Regions from separate parts of the Homo sapiens genome. Here region 1 is linked to region 2. The links are chromatin contacts, found by Hi-C in ENCODE. All regions are on one chromosome and are shown on one strand. Each heading gives the region's core, a stretch centred on a gene start or an enhancer-like site at or near the end of the contact. The rest is flanking DNA. Distances are from core to core; before and after follow the strand shown. Region 1 overlaps LINC00578 (long intergenic non-protein coding RNA 578). Region 2 overlaps LINC00578 (long intergenic non-protein coding RNA 578).

Evidence for each region. Hi-C counts contacts between places; a loop is a spot of excess contacts on that map. Pooled maps may share reads with other maps.
Region 1: a loop to region 2 is called in a map of posterior vena cava, with 8 times the contacts of the local background. The contact joins two enhancer-like sites. A Hi-C loop is called at or near these places in 3 of 168 maps with a recorded cell type or tissue (IMR-90, endothelial cell of umbilical vein and posterior vena cava) and 3 of 50 pooled maps.

What each region holds. Positions count from the first base shown.
Region 1 is chr3:177,741,533-177,747,013 of GRCh38, forward strand. The region is part of intron 3 of LINC00578 (long intergenic non-protein coding RNA 578); the gene reads left to right. Among named protein-coding and RNA genes, the nearest start is that of LINC02015, 73 kb to the right of the region's middle. Within about 2 kb of position 3,584, at least 3 of the 41 ENCODE cell types and tissues checked have a DNase peak (open chromatin) inside an H3K27ac peak, as active enhancers do.
Region 2 is chr3:177,705,323-177,711,601 of GRCh38, forward strand. The region is part of intron 3 of LINC00578 (long intergenic non-protein coding RNA 578); the gene reads left to right. Among named protein-coding and RNA genes, the nearest start is that of LINC02015, 110 kb to the right of the region's middle. Within about 2 kb of position 1,317, at least 7 of the 41 ENCODE cell types and tissues checked have a DNase peak (open chromatin) inside an H3K27ac peak, as active enhancers do.

The DNA of each region.
Region 1 (5,481 bases), core at 2,334-4,833, 38 kb after region 2:
TGAAATATTTTGAAATATTTCAGCTCAGATATGAAACTTGATAAGAGATTTTGCAAATTGAAGAAAATTTCTACAACCTTATTTATTATCAATAATGAAATAGGAAGTTAAGACTTTTAAAAACTATAAATGTATAAATATTTTAATTAAATATACTGGATAAAAGATTGAATCCTTGCTAAATAAAGAAGCAAACTGAGAATGCAGCTAAAAAACAGAGGAAGATGTTAGAGGCCAGGCAGTTAATAAAATATTACATTATTTTGTAGATTTTGTGATGTTTGTGGTATTCGTTCATTTTTTAAAAAATGATACTTTATTGCATCTTTTCCTTATCTAAATAAATATTCATTTGCATCTATTTTTTAAATTTATGTATTTAAATTCTTTACCTTAAAGAACCTCTCCTCTCCCCCACCCCCAACTGTATCAGCTTTGGGCCCTTCAAAACCTGAATCCACTCTTATGTAACGGAAGTAGCAGTGCTTCTTGCCAGGAGTGTATTCAGGCTTGAAAAGAGTTAGGATGTCAGCTTTGGGCATGGTGGGATATTAAATATTTCATTATTAGCATTTTTTAGGATAGGGATGACCTCAGCCTTTTGTATGTAGAGGGAAGATGCTGGCTGTAAGAAAAAAAATACTCATGTAATAGGGATACTTTTTGGAACAGGTCTCACAAAAATGGAAATGAACGGGTTAAGACAGAGTGAAGATAATGGCTTTCAAAGGCAAGTTCAGATAGGGAGCTGCGAAGGAGGGAAGAGGGAAAGTGGATTTTGTGGAGGGGTGTGAGGGAGCTTTATTTCTGTGGCCTTAATGTTCTAGTTCATGTGGAGGCCAGGCTATCAACTCAAGTCTCAGGGGTGGGTATTTTTAGGGGTTTTCTGAGCCTGAGAAGGTCACTCATAACTATTTTGCAAAATGAAACTGTTAAATATAGTGATGGGCCTGCTGTCATTTTCTCAAACTCTACCCAGTCATCCTAAGATACTGTACCCAGATACCCTGCTGCAGACTTGGCAGTAACCGTCTCAGATGAAGAGCGAGTTCAGAGGTAATGCTATTCTAGTGTCAGCATGATCAGAGAATACAACTGAGGTAATCAAGTAAGCTTAGTGAGAAGAATGTCGAGTGGTGAGCTTGAGTTGTTGCCTAAAAAAAAGAAACAACAATTTATTTATATATGGCCTTATTCCACACAGGATTTAAGGTAGCTTATAAGAATGCATGCAATAAAATAGCAAGATGTGGTCCATAAATAAAAAATCAAGGCTGGAAAAAGCATAAAATATAGATAAGAAGACTTCAGATGTGGCTTGCCAGTGGTCTTCAAATAACTGAAGCGTTGTCTTGTGGAAGAGCATTTTGGGATATTTGGTATGTGGGTTCGAGAACATGAGGATATGTGTGTTGTAGTCTGTTTGGGCAGCTATAACAAAATACCATGAACCGAGTGGCTTATAAACAACAGAAATTTATTTCTCATATTTCTAGGGACTGGGAAGTCCAAGATCAAGGCACCAGCAGATTTGGTATTTGGTAAGGGCCTGCTTTTTGTTTGATAGATGGTGCCTTCTAGGTGTGTCCTTACATGGTGGAAGGGACAAGGCAGCTCCCTGGGGTCTCTTTTATAAGGGCACTAAGCCCATTCATTAGAGTTCTGCCCTCATAACCTAATTACCTTCCCAAAGCCTTACAACCTCATATCAGTACCTTCAGAGTTAGGATTTCAAGGTATAAATTTTGGAGGTTCACAAACATTCAGACCATAGCTGATGTGTGTGGTTACCGTAAGGCAGACATCAGTGCAACATAAGTCAGAACTTTCTAACAAGTGCAGCTGTTCCACAGTGGCACAGATATCATGAGCTCCTTCTTTATCAGAGGAGGCATTTAAACAGAACTAGGTAACCTCCTTTCTGGCCTCCTGTGGAAGCCAGGAGATGCAATGGGTAAAGACTGGCCTCTGACATACCCTTAGGATCTGGATTCTAATGACTGGGTGACACGAATTGTTCTCAACATTGCTCTATAAAACATGAACTATTCTGAAATGCTCCACACAACCATAAAAACTTGTCAGTGGCCATTCTGAGTACCTCTATGGCCTGTAGCGTTGTCACCCACCTTTGAAATATCACTGCACATTGTAAACCCAAAGTTTCTGAGGCAATATGAGTCAGCTACATATGGGAGGGGAGGTGGAGAGAGAGCTGGATGGGTTTTACCTACCCATCATGCCCCTGCTTTCTGGGTGACCATTCTGTAGTTTGAAGAGCTAGTGGATTCCATTCCCTTATCATTCAATAACAAATGGCTATTGTTCTGCATCCTATGTCAGGCCCATTTTAGATCCCTGCAAGCAGAACAGTGAAAAAGCAGACATGGTCCCTGTTTTCAGAGGGCTTGTTGCTTCATGGGAAAAAAATGACAGTAAAAATAATCACACATGTATATCCTACAAATTGTCACATGCATGATGAAGAAAGAAAAGAATATTCTAGGAGAGAGGATAGCTGTAAGACCTGATATCGCATGAACAAAAACCATCTTTACTGAGGTCAATTAAGTAGGGAAATGTGGGGGCTCAGATGGAGAGATTTCAGGCTGAGGGGACAATGTGCGCAATATGAGGAAGCACAGAGCGTTTGGGGAATGGCCCAAAGGCCAGAATGGCTGAGTGAAACCTGGAGAATGGTGATCCAGTGATGAAAGCAGCGTGAGCAGTTCAGGAGAGAGGGTCCAGGCTGTGCTCATAAGCAACTTCAAGGACTTTTATCTTTATCATGATGGTGCTGAAACTCTTAGGGGTTTTACCAGGGGAGCAATATGATAATACTGGTGTTGTGATTTGTTTTCTTTTTCTATTTAAAAAAATAAAATCACTTTAGCTTTAGAGTAGAGACTGCAGTAGGGGTTGGGGCAAGAATAGATATAGGGAGATTACAGAATAGGCTACACTAGTGATCAATTGACAGATGGTGATGGCTTGGCCAAGGACAGTGGTGGCAAAGATGGAGAGAAGCAAATGGTTTCTCAAGGTGAGCATGGGATAAAAATGAACAGGATTTGGCAATGGGTGGATGGGAGGTAAAGAAGGAAAAGAAAAAGTGGCATCAAAGATGGCACCTTGAAACTGGACAGACTAAGTGTTCCATTCACCGATCAGGCATGTGAAGAGAGGGCTGGTATGAGGCAGTGGCCGGAGCAAAACAGAATTCCTCTGATCTTACCTGATTCAGGATTAGAAAAGGTAACCAGTTGAACTGATTCAAATTCAGTTCAATTCAATCCTATCTGGTTCAACTGAAGTCACCTTATGAAGCATCTACCAGACGAGCCTCTGTGAGTGATTCAGACAAATATAAAAAGCCCTCGAAGGGGTTGCATGATCACATCTTGTACTAGGTTAGTGCCCAAATAACCCAAGCACCCCATGGAATGTGAGAGGTGCCTACAGGGAGAGATGGAATGCCACTGGACTACAGCGGCCAACTCCTCTCACCCCAGAGGGCTTGACTGACCTACAAGAAGAATTGGACTGACTTTATCTCAAAAGGGAGATAAGAGTCCATAGGCTGCCTTTGAGGTTAGTGGGCAATGAGTCATGTGGATGTGGGAAACTCACAGTTTCCCTCCCTTGGTCTACACTGACCAAGCCCCAAGGACTGGAGTATGTACACTTGTTCTCAGCCCCGGCTCCCTCCCGGACTCCCAGCACTTCCTAAAGGATCCTTTGCTTGTGTCTTCATCTCCTCAGATAATAACTACTCTCTAATTATCCCATCTGTATTTTACAAGAGCTAATTAGAAAGTGTCTGATAGCCTGGGAATTTTCTGACAAAGATAGTGCACAAATCTAGCCTGTGTATCTGCGGATGATGCTTCTAGCCACATCACTATTTCTGGTTACAAATGGAAAGTAGGAGCCCGCACCTCCTCTCTCCATCTCCAGCCTTGTCAGACTCATTCACACCACTTCCCACTGACCCCTAGGTGTTCATCTCCCACTCTCCTCCCAACTCCACTCAGAATCTCAGTGTAAATACCATTCTCTAAATGCAAATACTTCTGGGAGAATTCTTATGCTTTTATTTAATTCTGGATTTTAATAATAGTAATTAATGCTTGTACACCTCATTCCATTTTCAAAATGTGTTTCTTTACATATTTCATTTAATACTCACACAATCTTGTGGGGCAAATATCCTTATAACAGTCTTCCCCAGAGAGGCTAAGCTATTTACCCAAAGCCAGAGCACTATGCAGTGACTGAGCGTGAGACTCATTTCATGCTCTCTATTCAACCAGTTGTTTTCTTCTGGTTAAAGCAAACAAATATGTGTCAGGAGGAGAGCTTGAAGATGTGAGCAGAGAGGATTTTTTTTTATTATCCCTTGAAATCATAAATATAAGCAGCAGTCAATTTCTCCCGATTTAATGGTAGTCCCGTTGTCAGCACAATGGCTAAGAGTACATGATGTTGAGGAAATAGGCCTATATTTCAATACTGACCTTCAACCTCATTCTATATGACTTTGAGCAAGTAGTTACAAACTGGGACAGTATTAGTTGCACAAATGTATTCACCTCCTAGGTCATAGGTTTATTGTGAAGAACAATTGAGTTAACGTATATAAGCAATAGTTTCTGAAACATAGTAAATACTTAAAACATATTTGTTTCGTGGGGTTGTTATTTTTCTATTCTGGGGCTCAACTTCCTTTTTGACCTCAGTCTGAACAGGGGAGGCGAATAACTTTGAAGTGCTTCATGCTTCAGTTTGACGAGAAATGACTGACTAAAATATTGTGTTGAGAAGGATTCTGAGGTTTGCTTTGGGCTCAGCTGAAATGAATAAGTGTTCCTCTGTGTGTGCTGCATAATGATGCCCTTTTCTCCAAAGCTGTTTGCAGGGCCTGTCACAGCCCATGCCTTTACCTCTCAGTTTCACTGTCTGCCTTAGGCATTTACTCAAATACTTTTGTCGGGACTAGTCCAGCATGTTTTGACTAAATGTAGTTTCCAGCTCACAGGGGTACTGCCTGCTTGGGTGAGAGCAAAAGAATTTAATGAATAGGAGCTATGTATGGATGGGCTCTAACGAGAAGGGTTAGCAGGCCAGGGATTAAAAAATAACTACACTGCAGCCACTCTGGGTGAGCCAACCCATGATGTATATTTCCATCTAAATAAAATACATTCATTTTGAAGACCGCAAAATAGCTGTAACTTGAGATTCCCACAAATGCTTGGAAAACTGTCAGTCCTTTCTGAGTGGCAGTAGATAGAGAAGCAAGAATGCCAGGAAGAAATGTGAGATGGATTCTGAGAAACAGGGCCTGGATTAGCCTTCCAAGAAGCCAGGATTCTTTAGCACTGATCTAGCTTTCCAGTGTTTTGGGGATAGTATTTTTACAAAGCTTACTGATTAAACATTTGCTGATCTCTCTCCTGGAAGAATTACGGAAATACAATA
Region 2 (6,279 bases), core at 67-2,566:
TCTGTGCCCTATCTGAGGCCCACTGAGAATGTCAAGGGTGGGCCTCGTCTTACGTACTCTGAAATTGGAAAATAGTTTTTAAAGGCCATTTAGTTTTGTTCAACCAGGGCAACTTTCTTATCACCGTATATATATAACAAGAGTGGGTTCTGTTGAGTAATAGGAAGCCTATGATAAAGTTTAAAGCATGATTTGGTTTGGGAAAATGCTTCTACTCTGTGAAAGGTGGGGATGAAATGCACAAGTGTTTTTGTTGTTGTTTTGTTTTTTGTTTGTTTGTTTTTGTTTTATTTTGTTTTGTTTTTGAGACGGAGTTTCACTGTTGTCATCCAGGCTGGAGTGCAGCGGCACGATCTTGGCTCACTGCAAGCTCTGCCTCTCGGGTTCAAGTGATTCTCCTGCCTCAGCCTCCTGAGTAGCTGGGAGTGCAGGTGCCCACCACCACGCCAAACTAATTTTTTGTATTTTTAGTAGAGATGGGGTTTCACCGTGTTGAGCAGGGTGGTCTCGAACTCCTGACCTCAGGTATTTTTATCTACTGAAAGAGATGGTACAGGGCATGGAAGGAGGATAGGGGAGACAAGGGTGGCCTCAGTGTCAAAAGAGTAAGGCCTACTTTTGGATGGATCAAATTTGGCTACTTTTAGCCTGTAAAACTTAAGCATCTTTGTGGTGTCAATCCAGTTCATGTCCAGGCCAATTTTCAAGGTTAGTTCCTGACACTGCCCTGATTCTACTGAGCATCTGCCTCCTTGTTTGGGAAGAAGTGGGAAAGTGATTTGACACAGTGGCCTACCAGCGAATGTGCTTGTCAGTGTAACAGGTGGCTGCCCTGTGAGGTTGCTAATCAGAACCTGGACTTTTGTATTTTGTTTAGAAAAGCTAAGTCCTTCTAGAGGTCCGTGTAATGCAAATTCATCCAAAGAAGGCAGGCTCAGGAAGGAGGGGGGGAAGCCAGGTGCTTGCTTCATTCAAGTAACCCAACCACAGAATCCAAGTTCTGCAACTCTGATTTGGGCTTAGTAAACCAGACCCACCAATCCAAGAGAATAAAGAATCTCCTGGCAATTGGGCCAGCCAGAATCGTCCTCAGTGATCAAGAGTGTATGGAAAGAGAAGTGGAAGAAATACAAGAGGGTGAGCCAGATGTTTTCAGAGAAAACAGCTCTCTTTGTTTTTGTTCAGAGTCTTCTTTCTCCTTAGGACTCTGATATGAGTACATCTGAAAGAGGCTGGCTTGGGGGATGGGGTGATACCACAGAGTCAAAGCCAGACTTTCCCCCAGATAACTAAGGCTTTTTCTTCTTGGGCCAAGCTTGTCTGACAGTCTCATTCTGTATGAGTTCTTTCCCAGGAGGCTCTTCAGTTTCTGAAACAGACAGTCTCCTGGCAGACCCACCCCACCAGGCAGCCAGGCTTGGCAAAATATACCAGTAGCAAACAACGCAGCTGGGACTCCTGCTATGATAAGATTCATTGGCAGCCTATCATGTGCCAGGAACTTACAGGACATCATTTATTTGATTCCTCATAATAAATCTATGAGAGAGGAGTTGTAATATCCATTCTACAAAGAACTGAAATGAGGTTCTGAAAAGCTAAATAGCTTGCTCAATCTCCCTGAGATATACTGGTGGACAGAGGATTGGAACCCAGATCTATATAACAAAGCTCACCCACATTTCTGCTACTAGACTACACTGCCAATTGGGCTTCATCGTTAGTTTTGGAAACTCAAGGCTTGGCCTCTCTTATTTAGGATTTTGTGCTTGGAGGGATTGTGGGTAGCAAGGGCTGGAGGGAGAGTGAGGTTCCTCAACATTAAACAAGATCCAGGAGGCCGGGTCTTGACAGGAATCCCCACCTTAGTTCTAATTATAACAAATATTCCTGAAAATACTTAGACTAAAAATTTTAGAGCTTTAAACCTGAAAAGCGACGAGAAGAAATAATTTCAAATTGGAACCAGACATGAGTCTCTTGCTTAGGTATCTGTTTTTTCCCATCTGAAATATTCATAATTTCGTGAGGCTGACCTAGATTTATGCAGACAAAAATCACAATGAGCCTACAACTCAAAGAGTTCGTCTTACTTTGAGTATGAGATATAAAAGTGCGGTAAAAAATCAACAGATGAGAGAGCAACTGGAGAAGATTTGAATAAAATCACTCCTTTTCCATGTGGGTCAACACAGTACCAAATAAGAACTGGGCCTTTGATAGAAAATGTAAGGGACACCCTCATAGTGACTTCTTTCCTAGCAGTCTGCCTCTGTTTGCGGTGTTGTCTGGGGTCATTGTTGAAAGTTATTGACATATTTCTGCCTCTTTGTGAGTTATCTGTGAAGCTACGCCACAGTACTCTGTTGTTGGCTATTCTGCATGCTCCCAGTGCTCAGGTGAATTCCTTGGAAGATACTGAGCAAAAACCTAGAGCTTATATGACCATAATATCTAGACCATTAGCATGAACTGGTAAAAACCAAAGTAGAGGAAAAAGATTGAACCAACAACTCAGTAGAAATTGGTAGGTTTATATGAGCTTTGTTTTGTGGCTCGAACATTTTAGATACCCAAAGTCCAAGCATTACTCAGTTGGGACTGGAAATCAGATGAAGTCATCTAACATTTTTCAAGAGATGGAAGCCAAATAATTTGGCTTAGACTTAAGTAGAATACTTGAGAGCCCCACTCCAAGCAGTAGCCTATTTATATGGATTATTTTAATCATTTCTGGGTTAACTAGTAAGGATTATAGTCATCTTTATAAAACAATAACAGCAACAATAGCAGCAGCAACAACAAAAATAGCAAGGACAACATCTACGGAAGCCATTAAAGATGTTGAAGAGGAATAAAAAAGAAATGAGCTCGCTTTAACCATATTATGAAGAAAAGAGAGAATTGCAGATTTCCATGTTTGGCTCAATACATTTTTAAATAGAAATTTAGTTATGAATGATATTGAAGGCCTGTATTTGAGAGTCTAAATACATTCTTATGAAACCAGAGTACATTTTCACATGCAGTGAACTAGCAAACTGTAAGAATGAGTATACGGGAAGAACACATCCTTATATTAAATAGAGAGGAGTTTTTATAAAGATCTTGATTGTACATGTATCTGGGAGACATCTTTAATGTAAACTTCTCCATCAAGCCTAATCCATCGCATCTAATCTATCAGCAAGCCCTGTTGTTTCTATCCTCAAGTCCACTGCCCTGTCTCTGTTTCCACTACAACCACTGAGTCTAGTTACTATCATCTTTGTGTTATATAGTAGCCTCCTAACATGTGGTCTGGCTTCCATGCCGCGTGTCTTCAGTCAGTTCTCCAAAGGGCAGCATGAGAGATTGTTCCGAAACACAGATTGGATTAAACTCCTATCCCCTATCACAGCCCAGCCTACCTGATCTCATCTATGGCTCCTCCCTCCTTTCCTAACAATCCTCCAGCCTTCTTCACTCTTCAGGACTTTAAGCTCTATTTCCTCTACCATCATTTGTCCCACAAAACACATTATATCCTTGCTCTCTTTCTTTTTTTTTTTGAGACGGAGTCTCTCTCTGTCGCCCAGGCTGGAGTGCAGTGGCAGGATCTCGGCTCACTGCAAGCTCCGCCTCCCGGGTTCACGCCATTCTCCTGCCTCAGCCTCCCGAGTAGCTGGGACTACAGGCGCCCACCACTGCGCCTGGCTAATTTTTTGTATTTTTAGTAGAGACGGGTTTCACCGTGTTAGCCAGGATGGTCTCGATCTCCTGACTTCGTGATCCGCCCGCCTCGGCCTCCCAAAGTGCTGGGATTACAGGCGTGAGCCACCGCGCCCGGCCATCCTTGCTCTCTTTCTATGTGATGGATGAGCTCCTTCTTGACTGTCAGATCTTAGTTTGGATGCCACTTCCTTGGAGAAGCCTTCCCTGATTATCCAGTGTGAAATAGGTCTCCAGCTCTTCTCCACCACATGTCACGTTTATTTCCTTGGTAACACTCAGCACACGTTGTGCTTGTTAAATGAACTTGCTTAGTCACTTGCTTGTGCGTCTCTCCATGTATACTCTAGCTCCTGGACAATGGGAGTATGCTGCCTTGATAAGTATTACGGACTCAGTGCCTGGCACATGGTTGATGCTCAATAATCACTTGTTGAATGAAGAATTAATTTACAACGCAGATAAATGAGGAAGCAGTTAATTTTTAAAAATAAATGAGTCTCCGGAGGTTTTCTTTAAATGATGACCATGCTTTGGGTCATTTAACACAATTAATTCACATAAATATAATTCGTATAAAAATTTTTATCTGTAATATCAGGTGAAGTACCTCTGAAATTATTTTGTGCTGAGTTGACTTTTCTTTTCTTTTTTTTTTTGAGATGGAGCTTCACTCTGTCACCCAGGCTGGAGTGCAGTGGCGCAATCTCAGCTCACTGCAGCCTCCGCCTCCGGGGTTCAAGAGATTCTCTTGCTTCAGCCTCCCAAGTAGCTGGGATTACAAGTGTCCACTACCATGCCTGGCTAATTTTTGTATTTTTAGCAGAGACGGGGTTTTGCCATGTTGGCCAGGCTGGTCTTGAACTCCTGACCTCAGGTGATCTGCCCACCTCGGCCTCCCAAAGTGCTGGGATTATAGGTGTGAGCCACTGTGCCCAGCTGAGTTGACTTTTGTTAGTTTGAGTTGCTAAGAAATACTTAGTATATACATTCTTACTACATTTTTCCTGATTTGAAAAGGAAAAAAAAGTCTGTTTTCTCTCTCCCTAGCAAACTATACATTCCAAGCTCCCTAGAACATATTTTACACATAGAAATACCTTTTTACTGTTATAGACATGTTTATGAAAGTTTCTCGAGCACTGAAATTTTCTAAATAAAATTCTATTTCTTATGATTTGTTACTTTATAGATCCTTTATCTTAATTTCTAATGATTTTTAATAGGTGGAATTTCTAATTACTATCCTTTTCTTAATGTAATATAAAAACTTTATATATATATACTTAAATGCAGTAGAGAAAATACTACTTAAAACAACTCAAAATTATTTTGCAAATAAAAAGTTACTAGGCAATGAGAACAATATTCACCTACTGCACCTGTCAGTGTTTGTTGTATTTGAATTTCCTTGTACCATCTTGAAATTTCTGAGGGCAGATCATACTTAATACCTCTTTCTTTATAAGATTTTACAGCACAAATCAAAAATGCAGGTTGAAATGAAATAATGAAAAAAATGATTTTGCTAGTTGTACTCTCTATTACTTGGACTTAAAAAAAAAAAGCAGCTCCTGTATATGTTTAAATCCCCCACTTGGGGATTTGTTTGAAGTCAATTCCCAATAGAATCTTCAGATACACTAGCTTCTGCTGTGGGTTTTGAACTGGCACAGCTTCTGTGTGCATTACTTATGCCTTCCTTGGGGTCTGAACAGAAAGCCTTGTGGATTTAGAATGGATTAATGCTGGCATTTGGGGGATTACAGATGAAACATGAAGAAACTTTATTTCAAATAAGCAGAATGCATGTATTTCATTTGTCTTCTTTTCTGTGGTTCATGAAGGTGAAATGAAAAAATATTTTGCTACTTCTGTTGAAATTAAATGATTGAAATTATGTAATCATGATTTTAAGGGTTTAGTTTTACACATTTGCATTATAAATTTCCCATAATCAACTAAGTTAATTTTAATTCATTTGGCTAAAGTGTTTTAATATGTATCTTGCCCAAATCTTTTATTCACTGAAAGGCAGACAGGGTATCAGCTAATTTTGTTTCTTCATAGGTTTGGCTGAGCTATTCAAATGAGCTGAAGGCCTACTTATTTTATTAGCCTAAGTATTCACATCTGATTAATATTTGGACAGTGTTTAGCTAGTAGTGGGAAAAGGAGTTTTAAAAATTAGCCCTGTCATATTTTAGGAAGCAGTTTAAAATGTGAAGTAGAATAACCTCTAAACTGTCTTCATAAAGCAACTAGAAAATTAGCTGAGTTTAAAATATGTCACAAGATAATTAAGAAAGAACAGTTGAAATACATGCAGGAGATGTGGCTTTGTGGAAAAATACATAGCCACTGAAGTCAGAAGCTACAGATTCAGATTCTGACCCCACCATAATTTCTAGCTGTTCAAAGTTGGGCAAGTTATATAACTTCTGTGAGTTCCAGTTTTCTTAATTATAAAGTGAGGGTAATCATACTGACCTCAAAGGCATATTACAATTAAATGAGATACATATGTGAAAGTGCCTAGCAAAGAGAATTGCAAGCTATAAAGAAAGG